Regions from separate parts of the Homo sapiens genome. Here all the other regions are linked to region 3. Evidence: read pairs that join two places in POLR2A ChIA-PET (ENCODE). Cell type or tissue: Caco-2. All regions are shown on one strand. Region 1 overlaps STAU1 (staufen double-stranded RNA binding protein 1). Region 2 has its middle 21 kb from the start of SNORD12. Region 3 overlaps DDX27 (DEAD-box helicase 27).

Region 1 (8,000 bases), 80 kb after region 3:
GCATGCTATTACATTTTATTTTAGTGAGTATCATTCTCATACCAGAAAAAAACAGTTCTTTGTCGATTCTTTCTTGCAGAAAGCATAACCCCTACTGTAGAACTAAATGCACTGTGCATGAAACTTGGAAAAAAACCAATGTATAAGCCTGTTGACCCTTACTCTCGGATGCAGTCCACCTATAACTACAACATGAGAGGAGGTGCTTATCCCCCGAGGTATGTGTTTTTTTTTTTTTTTTTTTGTAAAATACAGGAGAAAACGTGTCTGATCTTTTACATAAACCAGTACCTCTAGATTGTGGAGGGAGTAATGATTTGGTTTGGGCCTGCCAAGTGTTGAAGTTGGTCTTAATTACTCTTGTGCCTTTGTGCCCCTCCCCCGCCTTTTCTTTTTTTTCTTTCTTTCTTTTTTTTTTTTTTTTTTTTTTTTTTTTTTTTGAGACAGAGTCTTGCTCTGTCACCCAGGCTGGAGTGCAGTGGTGCAGTCTCGGCTCACTGTATCCTCTGCCTCCTGGGTTCAAGTGAGGAGGCTGTCTCAGCCTCCCGAATAGCTGGGATTACAGGCACCTGCCACCACGCCTGGCTGATTTTTTTTTGTATTTTTTAGTAGAGACGGGGTTTTGCCATGTTGGCTGGGGTGGTCTTGAACTCCGGACCTCAGATGATCTGCCCACCTTGGCCTCCCAAAGTGCTGGGATTACAGGCGTGAGCCACCACACCTGGCTGCGCCTCTTTTTTTTTTTTTTAATTCATTGAGACAGGGTCTCCGTATGTTGCCCAGACTGGTCTTGAACTTCTGGGCTCAAGGAGTCCTCCTGTCTTGGCCTCCCGCAGTGCTAGGATTAAAGTGTGAGCCACCACACCCGGCCCTTTGTGCTTCTTTTTTTTTTTTTTTTTCTGAGACGGAGTCTCGCTCTGTTGCCCAGGCTGGAGTGCAGTGGCATGATCTCGGCTCACTGCAAGCTCTGCCTCCCGGGTTCATGCTATTCTCCTGCCTCAGCCTCCCAAGTAGCTGGGACTACAGGCGCCTGCCACCACACCCGGCTAATTTTTTGTATTTTTAGTAGAGACGGGGTTTCACCTTGTTAGCCAGGATAGTCTCAATCTCCTGACCTCATGATCCGCCCACCTCGGCCTCCCAAAGTGCTGGGATTACAGGCATGAGCCACCACGCCCGGCTCCTTTGTGCTTCTTTAACTACTGCTCTTGGGTAGGGCCTGAGCATATTTCTTGCTGGCAGTGTGGCTTGTGCCCTCAAGCAGCCTGGCTAAAGATAACCCTTGTAACTGCTTTGTGTAACTGAATCATATTTAAACATGATTCCCATAGCATCATGATTCCTGCAAGACAATGATTCCCAGCATTTGTAGATTACCTGATTATTGGGTACTTTTTGACTTTTGAACTTGTGCGTTTTGTAAATAGCTTTGGTGCAATAAAATATTAATTGAAACCTGAAAATGCCATGGATTAAAAATCTTCTGCTGGCAGTAATAAGACATTAGTGGAGGCCAGGTGTGGTGGCTCACGCCTGTAATCCCAGCTCTTTGGGAGGCCAAGGCAGGCGGATCATGAGGTCAGGAGTTTGAGACCAGCCTGGCCAACATGGTGAAACCCTGTCTCTACTAAAAATACTAAAAATACAGGCATGGTGGCAGGTGCCTGTAATCCCAGCTACTCGGGAGGCTGAGGCAGGAGAATCGCTTGAACCCAGGAAGCGGAGGTTGCAGTGAGCCGAGATCGCACCACTGCACTCCAGCCTGGGCAACAAGAGAAACTCCATCTCACAAAAAAAAAAAAAAAAAAAAGACATTAGTGGATAGATGATGAGCAAAATGGAATTCTTCATTTCCCTGCTCTCTGTTGGGGGATAGTCATTTTAAAAATATAAGCTATGAAATGGATAAGAAACTGGGTTCTGCTAGGGAAATGGATAAGAAACTGGGTTCTGCTAGGTAGGCTACAGCTTATTGGGATTTCTTGAAATGAGGGTCCTTTTGAAAGACTTGTGCATTAAAATTCCCAGCCTCCTATTGGAGACATGCAAATTTAAAGCTAAGGTTTGAGAAGGCAGAGCAAGCCAAGTTTTTGTCTCAGCCAAAGCCTAATTCATTTTAGATTTTGTCAGTGCAGGTTAGTGTGATAAACTCATAATTTATAAGCCATTGTATTTTGTGAGATGTAAGTTTGGATTGCTAAACACTCTTTGCTTATACTGTGTAGCAATTCTAATCCAGTTTAAGCTTTTATGAAATCTCTGGATATATTGATGAAGAGTGATTAGCATCAAACACTAATGTGAGTAGGATCGTGATGAAGGAAATACTTGCATTTGCCAGAGAGTGTATAGGTGACTTATCAACTTGAGACTGTAATTTGCCTAACCTCCTTTTATTTCTAGGTACTTTTACCCATTTCCAGTTCCACCTTTACTTTATCAAGTGGAACTTTCTGTGGGAGGACAGCAATTTAATGGCAAAGGAAAGACAAGACAGGCTGCGAAACACGATGCTGCTGCCAAAGCGTTGAGGATCCTGCAGAATGAGCCCCTGCCAGAGAGGCTGGAGGTGAGGAGTTGAGCCCAGGCTCCCTGACGCTTCGACAGGGTAGGAGGGTAGTGGGGAGATGTCACCGCACATTATCTTTTCTAAGAAGGCACATTGACAGCTGTCCATAATTTTTATTTGAATGCCTCCAAGATTTTATGCTCTGTAGCTTTCTTGCTTTTTACTCCTTTTTTCCTTTTAAAATTTCTTAACAAGAAAGTCAGTTGCCTTCTTTTTCAGTCTGTAGCATGGTTTTGAGTGACATGATACGGTGTGAACACGTTAGAAAGTTTGTGATTCAGTTGAGTTGTGAAGAACATGTATGGATGAAGTCTTCGGTGCTCAAGATTATGCTTGCCAGAATCTACTGTGATATATGGGTACCAGGTTAGAGGATTTTCTGAAGCTGTTTTTTACCAGCCACTCTTGATTATATAGAAGCGCCAGTTACCTTTTGCCTCATAACAGACCATCATAGAATTTAGTGATGGTTTAAACATCTCCAGGCATTTATTTTGCTTATGAGTCTGTGATTGAGGCTGGGCTTGGCAAGGGTGTAGCTTGTCTTCGTTCCACACAGCTTTGGTTGAAGTGGATCTGCACGGGGCCGGAGGATCTGCTTTTAAGGTGGCTCACTCACGTGGCTGGTAAGTTGGTGCTTGCTGTCAGCTAGGAGCTCAGCTGGGGGTTCTGGCCCCAGGACCTCAGTTCATCCCTGGGTGACCTATGGAAGGATTGCTTATACTTCTTCATGTTATGGTGGCTGGTTGCCAAGAGTAAGCATCCTAGAAGATGGGAAATGGAAGCAGCTGCCAGTTTCTTAAGGCTTAGGCTCAGAAATCACAGCATCGTGTCTGCCATATTCTACAGGTCAAGCAGTCATGGAGCCCAGATTCAAAGGAAGGAGATATAGAATGTCACTTAGAAAAAAAAAATTGAGGTGGCTGGGCGCAGTGGCTCACGCCTGTAATCCCAGCACTTTGGGAGGCCAAGGCGGGTGGATCATGAGGTCAGGAGATTGAGACCATCCTGGCTAAGATGGTGAAACCCCATCTCTACTAAAAATACAAAAAATTCGCCGGGCGTGGTGGTGGGCGCCTGTAGTCCCAGCTATTCGAGAGGCTGAGGCAGGAGAATGGCATGAACCCGGGAGGCGGAGCTTGCGGTGAGCCGAGATTGTGCCACTGCACTCCAGCCTCAGGGACAGAGCGAGACTCTGTCTCAAAAAAAAAAAAATGGAGGTAAAAATTATATAACCTAAATTGACTATTGTAAGTGTACAATTCAGTGGATTTTAGTACGTTCACAATATGGAGAATCCCATTTCCAGATGATGAAAGGATTGTCAAAGAATTAGGGGCCATGTTTTAAAACCACCATGATAGGAAAAGGATTTTAACATTTTTGTGACTAAATAGCAATATAATTCTTAGGGAATCAGTAACTCCATGCCATTGAGGGGTCAAAGCATTAGTGAATATCTTTGGCCAGGCAGAATCTTATCACAGATAGAGTCACAAAGTCTAGAAGAAGTCCAGTGAATTGAAAACATTGAGATTTCATAATTCTGTTTAATCACAACAGGAAATGCCACCTGAAAATATCTCTGGGTAGCATTTGACTTTTCTTCACCAGGAAACATGTTCACAAAGAACAGGAGGATCCTGCACAGAACAGTGGGCTATGTGATGAGAGGTGTAGACCCGAGTGGACCTTGGGCAGGGTGCCTGCTGAGTCTGTTGTATCCAGCTGCCACCCAGGGTGACCCAACTTGGGCTTCATGGCTGGCCGCACAGGAGCGATTTGTTTTTCTTTTGTTACGCTGCATTTCCATTTTCCGCTATAATCACCTATTCTAACAGATGATCTGTTTCCAGGGCTCACTAAGGACCAAATCAAAGAAAATGAGGCTGTAACTAAAAGAGGAGGATTTAGTGAAGTTAAAAGAATGAGCTTTTCAGTGGTGAGATTTGTTAAAACACCAAAAAGGTAGTGTAATTTGAGTTATTTTGGAGGCTTTTCAGCTTTTTACTTGACTGTTGCTAATCTAATTGGAGTCAGATGGAGTAGGTATTTCTAGTCCTTCCAGCCAATAGTTGATGAACAATTGCTGGACACTGCTATATGGCTTTTCTGCATCACAATCACTTGAGAAGTTAAAAAAATAAATTCTAGGCCCAACCCCGGGATTCTAATGCAATAGGTGTAGGGTGAGACCCAGGAATCTGGCTTTTGCTTTTGTTGTACTTGCTTGGGGGTGTGTGTGTGTGTGTTTTGAGACAGTCTCTCCCTGCTTTTGTTGTTCTTGCTGGTGTGTGTGTGTGTGTGTGTGTGTGTGTGTGTGTGTGTGTTTTGAGACAGTCTCTCCCTGTCACCCAGGCTGGAGTGTAGTGGCATGATCTTGGTTCACTGCAACCTCCACCTCCTGGGTTCAAGCAATTCTTGTGCTTCAGCTTCCTGAGTAGCTGGGACTACAGGTGCTCACCACCACGCCCAGCTAATTTTTGTATTTTTAGTAGAGATGGGGTTTCACTGTACTGCCCAGGCTGGTCTCAAGCTCCTGAGCTCAGGTGATCTGACCACCTTGGCCTTCCAAAGTGCTGGGATTATGGGCATGAGCCACCATACCTGGCCATGTTGTTGTTAATGAGCTCTTGGAGTGATTCTGAGGTATGGTCAAGGTTGGGGAACCACAGATCTAAGAGCTGTCAGCACTTCCCCAGCAGTTCCTCCCCTTGAGTCCTCCATGAGAGTGATCACAGTATTGCTACAAAGGATAAGTGCCTGTTGGTGTTTCTGAGTCTCCCGCCTTCACTCACTAGAGCAGCGTTGGTTGGCACAGTCCTGAGGGCAGCGGCTGTTGTAGACATGTTCTTCTGGGCTGAGTTTTCACCGGGTCCTATGAAATCTCTGAGGAGCTTTGCTGGGAGTGGTGTTTAAATCTACTTGTGCCCTTTGGCGTTTCTTCTCTATGCCCCTTTTCTAGCTCTGTAGAGTTGGAAGTAGAGACCGTGCCTGTCAGAAATGGCTTAAAGACTGGCCTTAGCCAGTGAAGTGAAGAGTCATTAATTCAGAAAAGACTTATTTGAAGTACTAGATGAATATCCCTTACCCTAAACGCTTGCGACTAGAAGTGTTTTGGATTTCAGAGCTTTTTTTGATTTTGGAATATTTCCATCATACGTAATGGGATATCTTGGGAATGGGACCCAAGTCTAAACATGAAATTTATTTGTGTTTCGTATACACCTTATACAGAAAGCCTGAATGTAATTTTATTTTTTTCTTGGGGGTATTGAATAAACTGTTTTGACTGCGACACGTTGCATGAGGTCATGTACGGAATTTCCACTTGTGGCATTGTGTTGGTGTTCAAAAAGTTTGATTTTTGGAGCATTTTAGGTTTTGGATTTTTGAATTAGGAATGCTCAGCCTGCAATAAGTGAAACACTTGGCCTCTTTCGTAAATGTGCTGCCCTTGATTTTACCAGGCTCTCTGATAGCAGGCAGTAGGGGAATAAAGAGAGACAGTTTTAAAAGATAACTTTTTTTTTCTTAAAAATAGTGCATATGGACTATAAAAAATTTTAAATTCAAAAACAAGGAACAATGAATGATTTATAAATTTACCACTTGCGGATAATCACTGTAACCATTTGGTGTATATTCACTGACAAGCACATATACAAGTAAATACAGATGCCTATCTATTTCATAAAAATGGCATGACAGTGTACAGTAACCACCTTTTTTCACTGATGTGTATATCTTGAATATGTTACGTCATTTACTTAAAATTCCTTGGAGGACCCAAATTCAGCACACACCTAAGCACTTTCTAATGGCTACAAAATGTTCCACTATGTGAATGCACTGCTTTATTTTCCAACAGGGACTTGATTATTTAGGTTGTTTGCATTTTCCCTCTTATAAAATGGGTCGGGAAGAACATCGTTGCAGTTAAAGTCTTTGTCCACGGTCCTAGAAGTGGAATTGCTGAACCAGCGGGTATGCATGGTGGTACATATGGCCAAGTTCTCCACAGAAAGAGGGTGCCATTTTACAACCTGCTGACAGGCCATAAGCAGCCCGTCTGTCCACAGCCTGCCAGCATTGGAAATGATCATTTTAAACAAATTGTCAGTTTAGCTGTGGCATATTTGTGGAGCATGTGATTGTGTGGTGGATCAGTGCATCTTCTCTAGAAGATATGCAGTAAAGCCAGCGCTTGCTGTCTACAGGGCAGGCATAGTCTGGGCCCTCCATGCCAGGCGCTGTGCTAGACCCTGAGTTGAAACAGTCAGCGCCATCCCTTTTCCTGTGAACTTAGTCAAATGGAGCTGCCAGACATTAACATTAATATCAGCAAAAAGTGCATTTAGTGCAAGGATGGAAAAATGACAAGAATTAGAAGAACGTAAAGTATCTCATTTAGGTTGGAATAATGGTGGTGAGTTCAGAGCAGTCTTTTCAGAGGAAGAGACATTTCGGCTGATACTAAAGATCAGCAAAGGGCAGGGACAGTGTATGCCCAGAGAGGGAGTGGCAGTTGCAAAGGCCCCAAGTTAAGAAAGTGCATGGGTTATTTGTTTATTTAATCTAAGGTTTGTGCTAATGAAGTATGAGTTTTACTCAGTGTCTGAGCTATTAGGAGCAGTATGGTCATAGCTGCAGTATCTGTAATAGAGAAAAACGGGGGCTAGCTTAAATGTCTGTTACTAGGAAAGTGGTTAAAAACTTGGCTACGTTTATCCCCTGAGTACCAGAGTGAGATATCTCATATAGGCAGGCATGAAAAGGGATGAAGATGCAGAGCTGTTACTGTGCATACAGTGTGATCCTGTTGGTGTTTCAGTGTGTATGTATTTTTGTTTCTTTCTTTCCTTTTTTTTTTTTTGGAGATAGGGTCTCACTCTGTTGCCCAGGCTGGAGTGCGGAGGCCCTCCATGCAGGCTCACTGCAGCCTTGACCTCCCTGGGCTTAGGTGATCCTCCCATCTCAGCCTCCTAAGTAGCTGGGACTATAGATTCATGCCACCACTCCCTGTTAATTTTTGTATTTTTTGTAGAGATGGGGTTTTGCCATGTTGCCCTGGCTGGTCTTAAACTCCTAGTCTTAAATGATCTGCCCAGCTTGGCCTCCCAGAATCCTGGGATTACAGGCATGAGCCACCGTAAACATCCTGAAGTTTTTAAAATACTTTTTTATACTTTTGTAAAAATGAATAAATGCAGCTCTTTCTGGTTTTGAGTCTTTATCTTCACTTGGGATAGGTGCATACTTAATTAGGAGTAAAGTTAAAATTAGAGACCCATTTGTTTATTTATTTATTTTCTTGAGATGGTGTCTCACTCTGTCACTCAGGCTGGAGTGTAGTGGTGTGATTTTGGCTCACTGCAACCTCCGCCTCCTGGACTCAAGCAGTCCTTCCACCTCAGCCTCCCAAGTAGCT
Region 2 (8,000 bases), 71 kb before region 3:
AGCTGGTCCCAGCACCTCACTTTGAGACTTCTGGCCTGAGCCAGTCACAGTCATTCTACTCTCCTTGCCAATGACTGGCTTAAGCTTGAAGCACACGACACACATCTGGCTAATAAGATGTGAGGAGAAGGCTGCTAGAACTTCTGGGACAACATTCCCAGAGAGTCTATTAAAATGGTACTCCTGGCTTGTGCCACACGGCAGCCATTGGCTGGGGTGAGGGGTGGGGGTCAGAAGAATGGGCTCCTGGGGAAAGATTTCTCCACTGATAGAGAGATGCCTGGAAGGGTACATGCTCCTCTTCCTTTGAAAGTTCAGTTATGTCTGGGTGTGGTCGCTGGCATTGTGTCCTTGACCTTGTGACCTTCACACAACAAGCCTGGGGACAGCACACCAACCATCCAGGATGGCAGGGAGAAAAGTGGGAGAGATCTTGAGCCCTTGAAGAACTTGTTGAAATGGTGGATCAGCCAACCCTAAATGGTCCTCCTTAGGAACATCTCTCAAGCTCCACCACAGACCTACTGAACCAGAATCTGCATTTTTAGCTGAGAAGCATCCAAAAGCACTGCTCCAACTTACACAGCAGAACACATGCTTTGGATTTTCTGGGCCTTTCTATTTAGCCCCAGGTACTTTTTTTTTTTTTTTTTTTTTTTTTGAGACAGAGTCTCACTCTGTCATCCAGGCTGGAGTGCAGTGGCGTGATCTCGGGTCACTGCAACCTCCACCTCCCAGGCACAAGCAATTCTGCCTCAGCCTCCTGAGCAGCTGAGATTACAAGCATGTGCCACCATGCCCAGCTAATTTTTGTATTTTTAGTAGAAATGGGGTTTTACCATGTTGCCCAGGGTGGTCTTGAACTCCTGACCTCAGGTGATTCGCCGCCTCAGCCTCTCAAAGTGCTAGGGTTACAGGCATGAGCCACCACGCCTGGCCCCATCTAGTAATAGCTGCATGAAATCATATTATTAATCATGTGAAAACAAAAAATCACAGGCACTACATACAGAAGCTCCCTAGCCAATTTTTCCATGCATCTCATTGGCCAGAACTAGGCTGCATTCATTAGCTGCAGAGGAGGTTGGGAAGGTGAAGGTCTGGCCACATCTGCTTCTGTCATGGGAGAAGGAAGCAAAGACCCAGGAGGGGAAAACAACTGTTGGGTAGAAACCATCAGTGTCTACCACAAATAAGTATTATTAATGCCTATTTTCAGAGTAAGTCAAGGCTCAGAGGTGTGAACTCACTTGCCTAAGGTCACACAGCTAAAAAGTACCTGCCACTTTGTAAGAAACTGGTGTAAATTTTTACAAATGAGAGGGCTGAGTCAGTTAGTGCATGAAATGGGCCTTGAACCCAGATTCTGTGAAGTTCAATATGGTGATCTAGCCACTTCCTCAAGTTGCCTTCCTTTTGCCTTTTGTGTGTGTTTATATCTTAAGGAAGATTTTTTTGGCTGGGCATGGTGGCTCATGCCTGTAATCCCAGCACTTTGGGAGGCCGAGGCGGGTGGATCACCTGAGGTCAGGAGTTCAAGACCAGCCTGGCCAACATGGTGAAACCCCACCTTTACTAAAAAAATACAAAAAATTAGCTGAGCATGGTGGTGGGCACCTGTAATCCCAGCTACTTGGGAAGCTGAGGCAGGAGAATCGCTTGAACCCAAGAGGCAGAGGTTGCAGTGAGCCAAGATGGCGCCATTGCACTCTAGCCTGGGCAACAAGAGCAAGACTCCATCTCAAAAAAAAAAGAAACATTTTTATATATTTTTTAAAGACAGAGCTAAATTAGGGAGCAGTAAGGTACCCATGTGACTTCCTGAGTGGCTAGCCACAGAGAGAAGAGATGAATGCCTGATACAACTGGAATTTTCCCAGCTGCTTCTGGATGCCACCCAACCCAAAACGCATATGGAACCATTAGACACACAGGCAAATGTTATTTTCACCGTTTTCTGCCAAATGTCTAGCTGACTCCACTGATAAATGATAAAGCTCAGGGTGGAGCCGGGTGCTTAATTTTCTCTGATGGTTCACTTTCCAGCTCAATTTCCCTTCCTGGCAGAGAGTTTGGGAAACTGGAACCCCATGATTTAGAGATGAGGAAAATTCCTCCTAAGCAAATGAAGCATGTTGAGTGTTTATGGAAATGTCTGGAGTTTGACATTTTTATTCTACTTTAACATGACTCCAGCTCTGATAAGTGTTTAACTGATGTCTGTTATATGTGTCTGAGTCCCAAGTTTATCATGAACAAGTTTTTCAGCAGCTGAAGAATGTTGGACAGAATTCTGTGTAGTGTTGCCGAGTTCATTCTCATCTCTGAGCCTTTGCACTTTCTGTCTCCGCTCCCAGAATGCTCTTCCCTTTCAGATTTTCTTGTGCCCAGCTCCTATTCATCCTTCAGATCTTGGCTCACATGTCACATCCTCAGAGAGGCCTTCCCTGAATACTGTAATCAAAGTAACCCTCTAGTAATTTTCAATTTTCTTTCCCATCCCTTTTTTTTGAGACACGGTCTTGCTTTGTTGCCCCAGGCTGGAGTGCAATGGTGCGATCTCAGCTCACTGCAACCTCTGCCTCCCAGGTTCAAGTGATTCTCATTCCTCAGCCTCCTGAGTAGCTGGGATTACAGGTGTGTGTCACCACACCTGGCTAATTTCTGTGTTTTTCGTAGAGAAGAGCTTTCACCAAGTTGGCCAGGCTGGTCTCGAACTTCTGGCCTCAAGCAATCCACCCGCCTTGGCCTCCCAAAGTGCTGGGATTACAGGTGTGAGCCACTGTGCCTGGCCTGTAAATCTCTTTAATGTCTGGGAGGCTGAAACACAAGAATTGCTTGAACCTGGGAGGCAGAAGTTGCAGTGAGCTGAAATCACACCACCACACTACAGCCTGGGCAACAGAGTGAGACTCTGCCTCAAAAAGAGAGAGAGAGAGCCTAAGGAGAGAGGACATCTAAATAGAACATGTTTCGACGTTAGCTCTTCATGCACATGTATTTTCATCACAGCACTGTTCACAATAGCAAAGACATGGCATCAACCTAGGTGCCCATCAGCAGTGGAATAAAGAAAATGTGGTACATATACACAACAGAATACTACACAGCCCTGAAAGAAAATGAAATCCCCAGGCACAGTGGCTCACACCTGTAACCCCAGCACTTTGGGAGGCTGAGGTTGGTGGATCACCTGAGGTTGGGAGTTCGAGACCAGCCTGACCAACATGAAGAAACCCCGTTTCTACTAAAAATACAAAAATTAGTCAGGTGTGGTGGCGCATGCCTATAATCCCAGCTACTCGGGAGGCTGAGGCAGGAGAATCGCTTGAGCCCAGGAAGCGGAGGTTGCAGTAAGCCGAGATCACCCCACTGCACTCCAGCCTGGCGACAGAGCGAGACTGTGTCTCAAAAAAAAAAAAAAAAAAGAAGGAAATCATGCCCTTTGCAGCAACATGGATGCAGCTGGAGGCCACTATCATAAGCAAATTACCACAGAAACAGAAAAACAAATACCATATGTTCTCACATACACATGGGAGCTATACATTGGGTACACGTGGACACATACAGATGAAACATTAGACACCAGAGACTACAAGAAGGGGAAGAGAGGGATGGGGCAGGGGGTGAAAAACCCCCTACTGGGTACCTTGCTCACTACCTGGATGACAGGCTTGAGGGGGAAGAGAGGGACGGGGCAGGGGGTGAAAAACCCCTTACTGGGTACCTTGCTCGCTACCTGGATGACAGGCTCAATCATACCCCAAACCTCAGCACCACGAAATATATCCTTGTAACAATCCTACATGTGTACCGCCTGAATCTAAAGTAAAAGTTGATATTTTTTTTAAATGTGCTCTTGGGTTAGATCTTAGACCATAACAAGGATATTAGTAGGAAAATTGGCAACATTTGAATGAAGTCTATAGAACAGATTGGTGATTCTTAAAGTATGGTGTTTAAGACACTTTCAGGGGGCTGCAAGGTCAAAAGAATTTTCTTTTTTTTTTTTTTGAGGTGGAGTCTCGCTCTGTCACACAGGCTGGAGTGCAGTGGCGCCATCTCGGCTCACTGCAAGCTCCGCATCCCAGGTTCACGCCATTCTCCTGCCTCAGCCTCCTGAGTAGCTGGGACTACAGGCGCCTGCCACCATGCTCGCCTAATTTTCTGTATTTTTAGTAGAGATGGGTTTTCACCGTGTTGGCCAGGATCGTCTCAATCTCCTGACCTCATGATCCACCCGCCTCGGCCTCCCAGAGTGCTAGGATTACGCGTGAGCTACCGCGCCCGGCCAAGAATTTTCATAATGATAGTAAGACTTTATCTTTTAACATTCCCCTGTGACATTTGCGTTAAATGGTACAAAAACAACAGAGGACAAAGCTGCTGGCTCCTTAGCATGAATCAAAGTGGTGGCACCTAATTCTATTAGTAATCACTGTATTCTTCACCCCTACAAGCCCACAGTAACAAGAAGAGAGCCAGTTTCACTTAGGAATGTCCTTGATAAAGCAGTAAAAATTGCTAATTCTATTGCATGTCAACCCTTGAATACACTTTTAAAATGTGTTTTTAAAATTCTGTGTGAGGCCAGACATGGTGGCTCACACCTGTAATCCTAACACTTTGGGAGGCCGAGGCAGGTGGATCACTTGAGGTCGAGAGTTGAAGACCAGCCTGGCTAACATGGCGAAACCCCGTCTCTACTAAAAATACAAAAATTCGCTGGGCGTGGTGGTGGGCACGTGTAGTCCCAGCTACTCAGGAGGCTGAGGCAGGAAAATCACTTGAACCCAGGAGGCAGAGGTTGCAGTGAGCCAAGATCCCGCCACTGCACTCCAGCCTGGGCAACAGAGTGAGACTGTCTTAGAAACAGTCTCAGCTGAGCATGGTGGCTCACGCCTGAAATCCCAGCACTTTGGGAGGCCTAGGCAGGCAGAGATCGCTTGAGCCCAGGAGTTCAAGATCAGCCTGGGCAACCTGGCAAAACCCATCTCTACAAAAAAATACAAAAATTAGCCAGGCGTAGTGGTGCATGCCTGTAGTCCCAGCTACTCGGGAGGCTGAAGTGGGAGGACCACCTGAGCCCAGGAGGCAGAATTGCAGTGAGCCGAGATCATCCTGGGCCACAGAGTGAGACTGTCTCCAAAAAAAAAAAAGAAACAAACAAACAAAACCAGAATCTCACTCTGTTGCCCAGGCTGGAAGATATCACTTCTATGTGGCATCTACACATATAAGTCAAAGTCATAAGAGAGAAGCAGAGAAAATTGTTTTCAGGAGATATTGATCAAAGGGTACAAATTTCCAGTTAAACAAGAGGAATAACTTCAAGAGCTCTATTGTACATCATGGTGACTATAGTCAATAAGAATATACTGTGTACTTAAAAATTGCTCAAGAGATTTTGTGTTCTTATCACAAAAAATAAGTGAAGTATCATGCCTGCAATCACAGCACTTTGGGAGGCCGAGGGGGGCAGATCACCTGAAGTCAGGAGTTTGAGACCAGCCTGAGCAAAATGGTGAAACCCGTCTCTACTAAATACAAAAAATTAACCGGGCATGGTGGCAGATGTAATCCCACCTACTTGGGAGGCTGAAGCAGAAGAATCGCTTGAACCCTGGAGGCAGAGGATGCAGTGAGCCGAGATCATGCCACTGTACTCCAGCCTGGGTAACGAGAGCAAAACTCTGTCTCTTAAAAAAAAAAAAAGTGAAGTAATGCATATTTTAATTAGCTTGATTTAGCCATTCCACAACATATACATATTCCAAAACATCGTGTTGTACACAGTAAATATATACAACTTTTATTTGTCCATTAAATATAAAATGTGATGTCACCTGATGTGCCCAGCATCATCATGTATGACGCTTTCTTGCCAAAATATTTAACTTGATCTTATCAAAACTTTAGATTGACTCTCCAATTTACAGGGGATGCAGGATACAGAGGAACAAATGAAGTGACACCCCCAGAAGGCAACACTCAGATGAATCCAGAAGGTGAGACGTTCTCTAGGACAAGCCCCTATGGTAAAGGGGAAGAAAGGGTGGTGCTAGGCTGGAAGAACCTGAAGGACCTAATGGCCTCCAGTCACACATATCCTCTGCCAGCTGTACAGGACTTTTGTGGACAAATGGGAAATTTATTGATGTGAAAAAATGGAGATGGTTAACTGACAGAGGTTACAAAACAGCACTATAGGCCGGGCGTGGTGGCTTACACCTAGAATCCCAGCACTTTGGGAGGCCAAGGCAGGTGGATCACATGAGGTTGGGAATTCGAGACCAGTGTGGCCAACACAGCAAAACCCCGTCCCTACCAAAAATACAAAAATTAGCTGGGCGTGGTGGTGGGCACCTGTAGTCCCAACTACTCGGGAGGCTGAGGCAGGAGAATCACTTGAACCTGGGAGGCAGAGATTGCAGTGAGCCGAGATCACACCACTGCATTCCAGCCTGGGAAACAGAGTAAGACTGTCTTAAAAACAAAAACAAAAAACAAAACAAAACAAAAAAAAAACAGCATTATGGTATGATCCCACTTTGGTAAAGAATACATACAGTGTATATATAAACATGTAGAAAAAGACCTAGAAGTGGCCTGACGCAGTGGCTCACACCTGTAATCCCAGCACTTTGGGAGGCCGAGGCGGGCGAATCACCTGAATCAGGAGTTCGAGACCAGCCTGCACAACATGGTGAAACCCCGTCTCTACTAAAAATACAAAAATTAGCCAGGCATGGTGGCAGGCACCTGTAATCCCAGCTACTCGGGAGGCTGAGGCAGGAGAATCGCTTGAACCTGGGAGGCAGAGGTTGCAGTGAGCTGAGACTCTTCTCAAAAAAAAAAAAAAAAAAGACCTAGAAGTATATAAAATAAAATAAGGTTCAACAGTGGAGTCTGAGTTGTGTCAGTATTTTCTTGTTTTTATCCTTCTGTACTTCCCTCAACAGTGCACCACATATTCTGCTTTGGTTTTTGTTGTTGTTTGTTGTTGTTTTTTTCTGATTTAGTAATAAAGTTTTTTTTAACATTTTATTTGGAAATAACTATTGATTCACAGAGAACTGCGAAAATAGTATGTAGAATATCAAGTACACTTCAACCAGCTTCCCCCAAGTGTGACATCTTTTTTTTTTTCTGTTTTGTAATTTTAATTGAAGAAATTGCTTTTTTTGTTGTTGCTTTGTTTTTAACAGGGTCACCAGCCTGGCAGTCACAGAAAACGCATTTGGCAACTTCCTGCAACTGTTGTGGAAATGACAGCAGGCCATGGTCCAAGCCAAAATGGAGAAGCCAGGCCTCGCAGAAGAAACCAGCAGGCAGCTCTGGGAGGCCATTTGCACAGAGCTTATTTTGAAGTCTTGGGGTTCAAATCCCAACTCTGCCTCTAGATAGTCACAACCCACTGGATAGAGAATAGTTCAAGCAGAATGTAATTTGAGACTAACAAAGGTGCGCCCAGGATATAAGGAAACCACATAAGCTAATGTTGACCCATGAAGCACCCCCTACACCTGATGGGGCAGGCAGGAAGCGGTTACCAGAGCCCAGAAAGTCAGGTGGGGAAGCACTTGAGGGGCTGTGGCCTTAGACAGAGGCAGCCAGGCTGAGGCATGTGCCTTAGGGGAGCACACATCTCAGCCTCACCCTCCCTGCCTCCTGGGGAACCTTGAGGCCACCAGACAAGGAGCCATTAATGCAGTTCACGCTCCCAGGAGCATTGAGCAGAGAGGAGCAGAGAGGACAAGGGTGAGAAGGGGATCGGAGGCGCTAAGGAAGACACTGGCAGAGCCATTTATTGTGCATCTGAGGCAAGTCACTTCCCCTGCCCAATCTGTTTCCTTGTCTGTAAAACTGGGATGTTACCTCACTCACTTGAGGTGAGGAATAAATTATTTAAAACATATAATGGTGGCTCACACCAGTAATCCCAATACTTTGGGAGGTTGAGGCAGGAGGATCGCTTGAGCCCAGGAGAGATCAGC
Region 3 (8,000 bases):
TGAGAAGTGCAAGCAGGCGGCTGGATGTAGTGGCTCATGCCCGTAATCCCAGCACTTTGGGAGACCAAGGAGGACAGATCACTTGAAGCCAGGAGTTCAAGACCAGCCTGGCAAACACGGTGAAACCCCATCTCTACTAAAAATACAAAAATTAGCCAGAAGTGGTGGCAAGTGCCTGTAATCCCAGCTACTCGGGAGGCTGAGGCAGGAGAATCGTTTGAACCCAGGAGGCAAAGGCTGCATTGAGCCAAGATCGTGCCAGTGTACTCCAGCCTGGGCGACAGAGCAAGACTCTGCCTCAAAGAAAAAAAAAAAAAAGTGCAAGCAGGCGAATGTGGCTGGAGCCATGAGCAAGCCTCCAAGGCTGGGATCCCGGGCAGGCAAGGGCCAGGCCCGAAGAGTCCTAAAAAACTAAGATGTTTGGATTTTAGTCTAAGACCAATGGAAGCCACCGCAGGGTGTTCAAATAAGGACATAATAAGTACGAATGTCTTCTGCAAGCAATCATTGTAAATGCTCTGCAATGCAGAGAGTCACAAAAGGCCGAGTGGAAGCAGGGAGCTCGAGCAAGAGGCTGCGCAACGATCCAGGCGACAGAGAACAGTGGTCTGGACTGACGGGTACAACAGCAGCTGATGCCAAGTGGTTGGGAGTTGAACAGGACACAAAGAGGATTGGTGAGGCGATAAAGCAAAGGGAGGAAGGACCCGTGGAGAAGAGAGGCAGCGGATCATCATTAGTGCAGTGCAGCCTCTGCGCTGGGGAAGACTGGACGGCAGAGGCGCAGGGGAAACCAAGCACTTCAGCATGGATACTACGAGCTCAAGGAAGCTGACCAGCCCACCCTGCCCAGGCTTGCCCTGTGCTGCCACCTGCCACGATGGCTTCCCGGTCTCCTTCACGATTAGGCCGGATCCGGATGAACTCCTGCCGCAGGAAGGGAGCCACATCTGTGTTGCTGTTCACAAATATCCGGACAGGATTCTTCAAGGAGACAGAAGCCAGATCTTTCACCTGCCAAGCACAAAGCCAGGTTTCCTCAGCTCTCTGCAAGGTGGTAGGGAAGGAGGAAGCAGTGCTCACCCCAGGCAAACCCCCTCAAGCCCAGCCAGGGTCCTCTGCATGGCCCCCTCTGGGCACACCTGCCACCCGCCACAGAGAAGTCCCTCGGCCCACCTCGTCTGTCATGGTGGCCGAGAAGAGCATGGTCTGGCGGTGGTGGGAACACATTCGGATGATCTCCTTCATCTGCTCCTCAAAGTACTCATCCAGCATCCTGGGAGCAGAGAAAGACATGGCAGAAATGGAGAGAGTGCTCTTCGGTCACAGTGAGGGACACGGGATTGCATACCGGCTGCTGTTTGTTGTCATTGGTTACATTTAGGACTCATCTATTTTATTATTTTATCTTTTCACCAAGAATTATCATTTTGCCACATTTGCTTTGTCTTTTTGTGGCAAGTCAGTCACAGATGTTATAACACCTTACCCCAAATATTTCAGCACACAACTCCTAAGCACTAGGACCTTCTCTTACAGAAACACAACTTCATCAACACACCCAAGACTTTCAAGTGCGTGAATATCTAAAGCACAGGCCACGTTCAAATTCCTTCAGCTGCCTCCAGGTTCCAAGTGTCTTTTTTTTTTTTTTTTTGAGATGGAGTTTCACTCTTGTTGCCCAGGCTGGAGTGCAATGGCACAATCTCGGCCTCCCGGGTTCAAGCGATTCTCCCGCCTCAGCCTCCTGAATAGCTGGGATTACAGGCATGCACCACCACACCCACTTAATTTTTTTTTTTTTTTTTTTTTTTTTTTGAGACGGAGTCTCGCTCTGTCGCCCAGGATGGAGTGCAGTGGCGCGATCTCCGCTCACTGCAAGCTCCGCCTCCCAGGTTCACGCCATTCTCCTGCCTCAGCCTCCGGAGTAGCTGGGACCACAGGCGCCCGCCACCACACCCGGCTAATATTTTTGTATTTTTAGTAGAGACAGGGTTTCACTGTGTTAGCCAGGATGGTCTCAATCTCCTGACCTCATGATCCGCCTGCCTTGGCCTCCCAAAGTGCTGGGATTACAGGCGTGAGCCACCGCACCCGGCTAATTTTGTATTTTTAGTAGAGATGGGGTTTCTCCATGTTGGTCAGGCTGGTCTTGAACTCCCTACCTCAGGTGATCCGCCTGCCTCGGCCTCCCAAAGTGCTGGGGTTATAGGCATGAGCCACTACGCCAGGCCAAGTTTTATTTTATAGTTACCTTTTGTTTTAGTGCAAGAACCAAAGTTCCTGCCTTGCAACTGGCTGCCACGTCTCTAGTCTTCCTGCATCTAGAAAAGCCCCCTCAGCCTGGGCAGCATAGCAAAACCTCATCTCCACAAAAAATACAAAAATGAGCTGGGGCCGGGCAAGGTGGCTCATGCCTATAATCCCAAAACTTTGGGAAGCCGAGGCAGAAGGGTGTCTTAAGCCCAGGAGTTCAAGACCAGCCTTGACAACATAGCGAGACCCCGTCTCTATTTATTTAATATAAAATAAGCCAGGCATGGTAGCATGTGCCTGTAGTAGTAGCTACGTCGGGGGACTGAGATGGGAGGATCACCTGAGTCTAGGAAGTAGAGGCTGCAATGAGCTGGTGTTCACACCATGGCACTCCAGCCTGGGTGACAAAGCAAGACCCTGACTCAAAAAAAAAAAAAAAAGGAACGAAAAGGCCCCTCATCCTTCTCACAGTCTGGATTCGTATAATTATTTCTCAGTAACTGGATTCAGAGAAATCCTCATGGGGACAGCGCTGCTGGGCACAGCTGTGCCCTGCATTCACGCTCCATCATGAGATACTGACGGCCGGTTTGTTCCAGAACTGTGGATGTGAGGTTGGTCACTTGGCTATAGTGTCTGCCAGATCACGCCACTGTAAAGGATCCTCTTTCTCTTTATACATAATAGTAATCTGTGAGATTCCTTGGATTCCATGTTTTCAGCAAGCCCAACCCCTTACAGCATTTCTCTCCCCAGTGCAGGCTACAGTCTAGGTCCAGGTATCACACAGAGCTGTCTCCTGATCTAAATCTCAAATACTTCCTCCGCCTTTTTTGGTCTTTTGAGGTACATACTTGAATAGTTTCCCTCCCCCTTTAAAACCTAAACCAGATCACATCCCCTTGGCTTAAAATGATCTCTTTTTCATCCTTTAGGCCTCAGGAATGGGTCTTCTGTTCTGGGGGAGTCAGCCAATTGGTTATTCAACAAGTATTTACTGAGCGCCTGCTATATACTAGACATGCCCTTGTTCATGGGAGTATAGCAGTAGCCCCTTCATGAATACTGTATCCTAGGGAGAGAGGGGGACTTGGCACTCCATGAACCCTCAGTGACAATGCAGGCAGGACGGGAGGAGCAAGTCAGGGCAGGACCGTCACAGGGCAGCCAGCAAAGGCCCCACTAACAAGATAACAACTGGAACAGAAACCTGAAGGGGCAGGAGATGGCTCCAGGCTGAGGAAATGGCAAATGCAGAAGCCACAAAGTGGGGGCGTGTGGCCAGGCTGTGTCGACAGGCGGGCTGTGGAATGTGAAAACAGGAGGACACGCTAAGAATTCAGAACAGCTGGAAGGATGGAGCTGCCATTCCCCAAGCTGGTGAAGAGTCAGGGATTAAGGGCCTGCAACCTTAGCATGCCCTGGGGCTGTCTGCGAGCTCCTTCCCCTGCCCCACCTCCAGCCTCAGTCCAGAGTTCAGGAAGAGTTCCTTCTGTTCAGTCCCAGAGCAAAGAGGTGAGCAGATGGCACAGAGAGGAACAGAGAGCTGGGGGGCGGGGTGGGGGGAGAGGGAGTCCCCACTGCAGTCACAGAGGCCCTGTGGGAGCCACGCTGGCACTTCCTCTTCCTCCCTCCTCAGCTCCTCAACACTATGGTGTGCGTATGTCCTTATCTCCCATTTACAAATGAGAAAAGATTTGTTTTGAGAATCTAAATATTTCCAAATCTCCCTTAGGAAGTGGCAGGACCAACATTTGACCAGCCTTATCACTTAACCACCATAATAGAGAAAGAGAAAAAAGAGGAAAACATGGGCTAAGGCTGGGCAGAGGCCCCAGCACAAGTGGCTGATCTGGTATCGCACACCAACAGCCATGGCCCAGAGCCACAAAGAATAACGCAGTGTGGCAGGTCCACATCCAGGTTCTGGGCCTTGGAACCCCACAGTGCCCTGGGCCCCAGGCTGTGAGGAGCACCTGTCAGCCTCGTCCAGGATGAGCACCTCGATGCTGCTCAGGTGGAAGGAAGGGCAGTTGTGGAGGTGATCGATGAGCCGGCCTGGGGTGGCGATGAGGATGTCAGGCGCTGCCCGAAGAGCTGCTTCCTGAGACTTCACATCCAAGCCGCCTGCAAAGAGAAGAGAGCCCCACCAGGCGGCCAGGTCAGCTGCTCATGGGTGTTGACTGAGCACCAGCCACTCACCAGGCCTCAGGCCAGATGCAGAGAAAACCACTGAGAGAGTAAGACTGACAAAGGCCCAAGCACATGGGTTTCCCAGAAACGCACTGGGAAAGACAGATCATGTCATTAAAATTGTGCTAAGTGCAAAAATCAACAATGATGATGACACAAAAGCACTTCAGAAGAGAATGCATGGGCTGGGCGAGGTGGCTCATGCCTGTAATCAATCCCAGCACTTTGGGAGGCCAAGGCAGGTGGATCACCTCAGGTCAGGAATTCGAGACCAGCCTACCCAACATGGCGAAACCCCATCTCTATTAAAAATACATAAATTAGCTGTGCATGGTGGTGCACACCTATAATTCCAGCTACTTGGAAAGCAGTGGGAGAATCACTTGAACCCAGGAGGTGGAGGTTGCAGTGAGCCAAGATCATGCCATTGCATTCCCACCTGGGCAACAGAGTGAGACTTCCTCTCAAAAAAAAAAAAAAAAGAGAATGCCTGAAACATTCAAGGACTAAGAGAAGCAGCTGAGGAAAGTGATGAGGTGTCTGTTACAGGGAGACAAAGATCACTTCTGACTTCCAATAGCACAAGGAGGGCAAAATGCAGGCTAGATAACACTATCATATAACTTCATTGGAAAAACGCTGCCCAAAGTAATATTTGATTCATTATTCTCACAGAGCAGAAATTATACCCCAAATTTGTTCAGTACCACGAAAAAAATGTTCATAGTTTTCAGGTTTCATTTGTGAAGGTTGGTTAAGTCTCAATCAAATCCCACCCACCTAAAGCACTATGAAAACATGTCGGCTGGGTGCGGTGGCTCATGCCTGTAATTCCAGCACTTTGGGAGGCCAAGGCAGGCGGATCACGAGGTCAGGAGATCGAGACTATCCTGGCTAACACGGTGAAAACCTGTCTCTACTAAAAATACAAAAAATTAGCCAGGCGTGGTGGCGGTAGTCCCAGCTACTGGGGAGGCTGAGGCAGGAGAATGGCGTGAACCCGGGAGGCGGAGCTTGCAGTGAGCCAAGATTGCGCCACTGCACTCCAGCCTGGGCGACAGAGCGAGACTCCTCCGTCTCAAAAAAAAAAAAAAAAAAAAAAGTCTTCCAGTTTTTAAGTGGATTCAATCAACACAAAGGCCTCTCCTGGCACCTGTCACCAACACCAACAGATGGCGGGGCACATCCATCCTCCACCCCACCACAGTCTCTCAGGGGCTGGCAGCCCTTGGCCAGAAACTCACCCACAGCCAGGCAGGTGGTGATGTTGCAGAACTGGGCCAGCTGTCTGGTGACAGAGTGCACCTGGATGCCCAGCTCTCGGGTGGGCACTAGCACCAGCACGCGGGTGACTGGAGCCTGGCGGGGTTTATAAATCAGACGCTCCAAAACAGGCAGGGCAAAGGCGGCAGTTTTACCTGGAGGGAGGGACAGCAAGGAAGCAATGAGAAGAAGTTTAGCTCCCTCCAGGGTTAGGTTTTCACCAGAGCACAGAAAAACTACGTCTGGTTGGGGAAAATAAAGGAACTTATTTTTCATAGAATATTTTTTCTGCTTTCAAATCACATGGTCAGGCTCACATATGTAATCCCAGCACTTTGGGACGCCGAGGCAGGCGGATCACCTGAGGTCAGGAGTTCAAGACCAGCCTGGCCAACATAGTGAAGCCCCAATTCTACTAAAAATACAAAAAACTTAGCTGGGCATGGTGGCGGGAGCCTGTAATCCCAGCACTTTGTGAGGCCAAGGCAGGCGAATCACCTGAGGTCAGGAGTTCGAGACCAGCCTGGCCAATATGGTGAAATCCTGTCTCTACTAAATATATAAAAATTAGCCAGGCTTGGTGGTGGGCACCTGTAATCCCAGCTACTCAGGAGGCTGAGGAAGGAGATTCACTTGAAGGCAGAGGTTGCAGTGAGCTGAGAACGCACCACTGCACTCTAGCCTGGGTGACAACAGCAAAACTCTGTCTCAAAAAAAAAAAGAAAAAATACAGCCAGGCACAGTGGCTCATGCCTGTAATCCCAGCACTTTGGGAGGCTGAGGCAGGTGGATCATGAGGTCAGGGGTTCAAGACCAGCCTGGCCAAGATAGTAAAACCCTGTCTCTACTAAAAATACAAAAATTAGCCGGGCATGGTGGCGTGTATCTGTAATCCCAGCTACTCAGGAGGCTGAGGCAGGAGAATCGCTTGAACCCGGGAGGCGGAGGTTGCAGTGAGCCAAGATTGCGCCACTGCACTCCAGCCTGGGCAACAGAGCGAGACTCTGTCTCAAAAAAAAAAAAAAAAAAAATTTCCTCCTCTGATATGGCAGGGCCAGGAGGCCATGGTCACAGAGATCAGGGATACCCCAAGAGGATTAAATGAAAATGACCTTCATCAGACCCTTTGAAACTTGTGGCCCACTACTAGACCGGACATCCTCTCATGCACTGTTTATCTTACAAAATTAATCCTTCAGTATGCCAGGCACGGTGGCTCACACCTGTAAATCCCAGCACTCTTGAGAGGCTGAGGCAGGTGTATCACTTGAGGTCAGGAATTCGAGACCAGCCTGGCCAACATGGTGAAACCCTCTCTCTACTAAAAATACAAAAATCAGCCGGGTGTGGTGGCGGGCACCTGTAAACCCAGCTACTGGGGAGGCTGAGGCAGGAGAATCACCTGAACACAGGAGGCAGAGGTTGCAGTGAGCCGAGATTGCGCCACCGCACTCCAGCCTGGGTGACAGAGTGAGACTCCATCTCAAAACAAAAAATTAATCCTTCAGTAAACTGAGTAAGCTCTGCAGTCTAGGAAACACTGTTGTATCAGTGCCAATTTCCTGGTTTTGATTTTGTCCTACAGTTATGTGGGATGTCACCATTGATGAAGGATTCGAGAGACCCTATGCACTATTTTTGCAACTTGCCACTGATCTACAAATACTTCAAAATAAAGTGGTTAAAAATTTAAAAGTCCTTTACTCTCGGCCGGGCGCGGTGGCTCACGCCTGTAATCCCAGCACTTTGGGAGGCCAAGGCGGGCGGATCACGAGGTCAGGAGATCAAGACCATCCCGGCTAAAACGGTGAAACCCCGTCTCTACTAAAAATACAAAAAATTAGCCGGGCGTAGTGGCGGGCGCCTGTAGTCCCAGCTACTTGGGAGGCTGAGGCAGGAGAATGGCGTGAACCCGGGAGGCGGAGCTTGCAGTGAGCCGAGATCCCGCCACTGCACTCCAGCCTGGGCGACAGAGCGAGACTCCGTCTCAAAAAAAAAAAAAAAAAAAAAAAGTCCTTTACTCTCTCAATTGCACCAGTATATCTTTTTTGTGTTACAAAAATTTTATGGCCAGGCACAGTGGCTCATGCCTGTAATCCCAGAACTTTGGGAGGCCAAGATGGGAAAATCGATCGCTTGAACCTGAACCTAGGAATTCAAGACCAGCCTGGACAACAAAGTGAGACCCCTATCTCTACAAAATAAAAAATAAAAATGAAATAGTTCAAAAAACCAAGAATATTTATTTAGCAAACCAGCCTTTGGTAAGTCAACCTAGAGCCCAGCCC

Evidence for each region. ChIA-PET counts read pairs that join two places held together with the same protein. Peaks named below come from ENCODE experiments on the same cell type or tissue, not always from the same donor. Only the 100,000 strongest peaks of a DNase experiment are listed, where the experiment ranks them.
Region 1: POLR2A ChIA-PET joins it to region 3 with 5 read pairs; 16 of 35 experiments call an interaction of 5 or more read pairs at or near these places.
Region 2: POLR2A ChIA-PET joins it to region 3 with 5 read pairs; 5 of 35 experiments call an interaction of 5 or more read pairs at or near these places.

What each region holds. Positions count from the first base shown.
Region 1 is chr20:49,146,151-49,154,150 of GRCh38, reverse strand. It overlaps STAU1 (staufen double-stranded RNA binding protein 1), which reads left to right. Exons shown (of 14, transcript NM_017453.4): 4 at 80-218; 5 at 2,404-2,569. Among named protein-coding and RNA genes, the nearest start is that of STAU1, 38 kb to the left of the region's middle. In Caco-2, no CTCF peak of the experiment used is centred here; a DNase peak (open chromatin) is centred at 3,188.
Region 2 is chr20:49,297,326-49,305,325 of GRCh38, reverse strand. No RefSeq gene overlaps it. Among named protein-coding and RNA genes, the nearest start is that of SNORD12, 21 kb to the right of the region's middle. RefSeq lists an enhancer at 7,637-8,000. In Caco-2, no CTCF peak of the experiment used is centred here; no DNase peak of the experiment used is centred here.
Region 3 is chr20:49,226,582-49,234,581 of GRCh38, reverse strand. DDX27 (DEAD-box helicase 27) reads right to left here. Exons shown (of 21, transcript NM_017895.8): 8 at 5,694-5,867; 9 at 4,233-4,383; 10 at 1,177-1,276; 11 at 873-1,014. Among named protein-coding and RNA genes, the nearest start is that of DDX27, 11 kb to the right of the region's middle. In Caco-2, no CTCF peak of the experiment used is centred here; DNase peaks (open chromatin) are centred at 1,154, 3,631 and 4,351.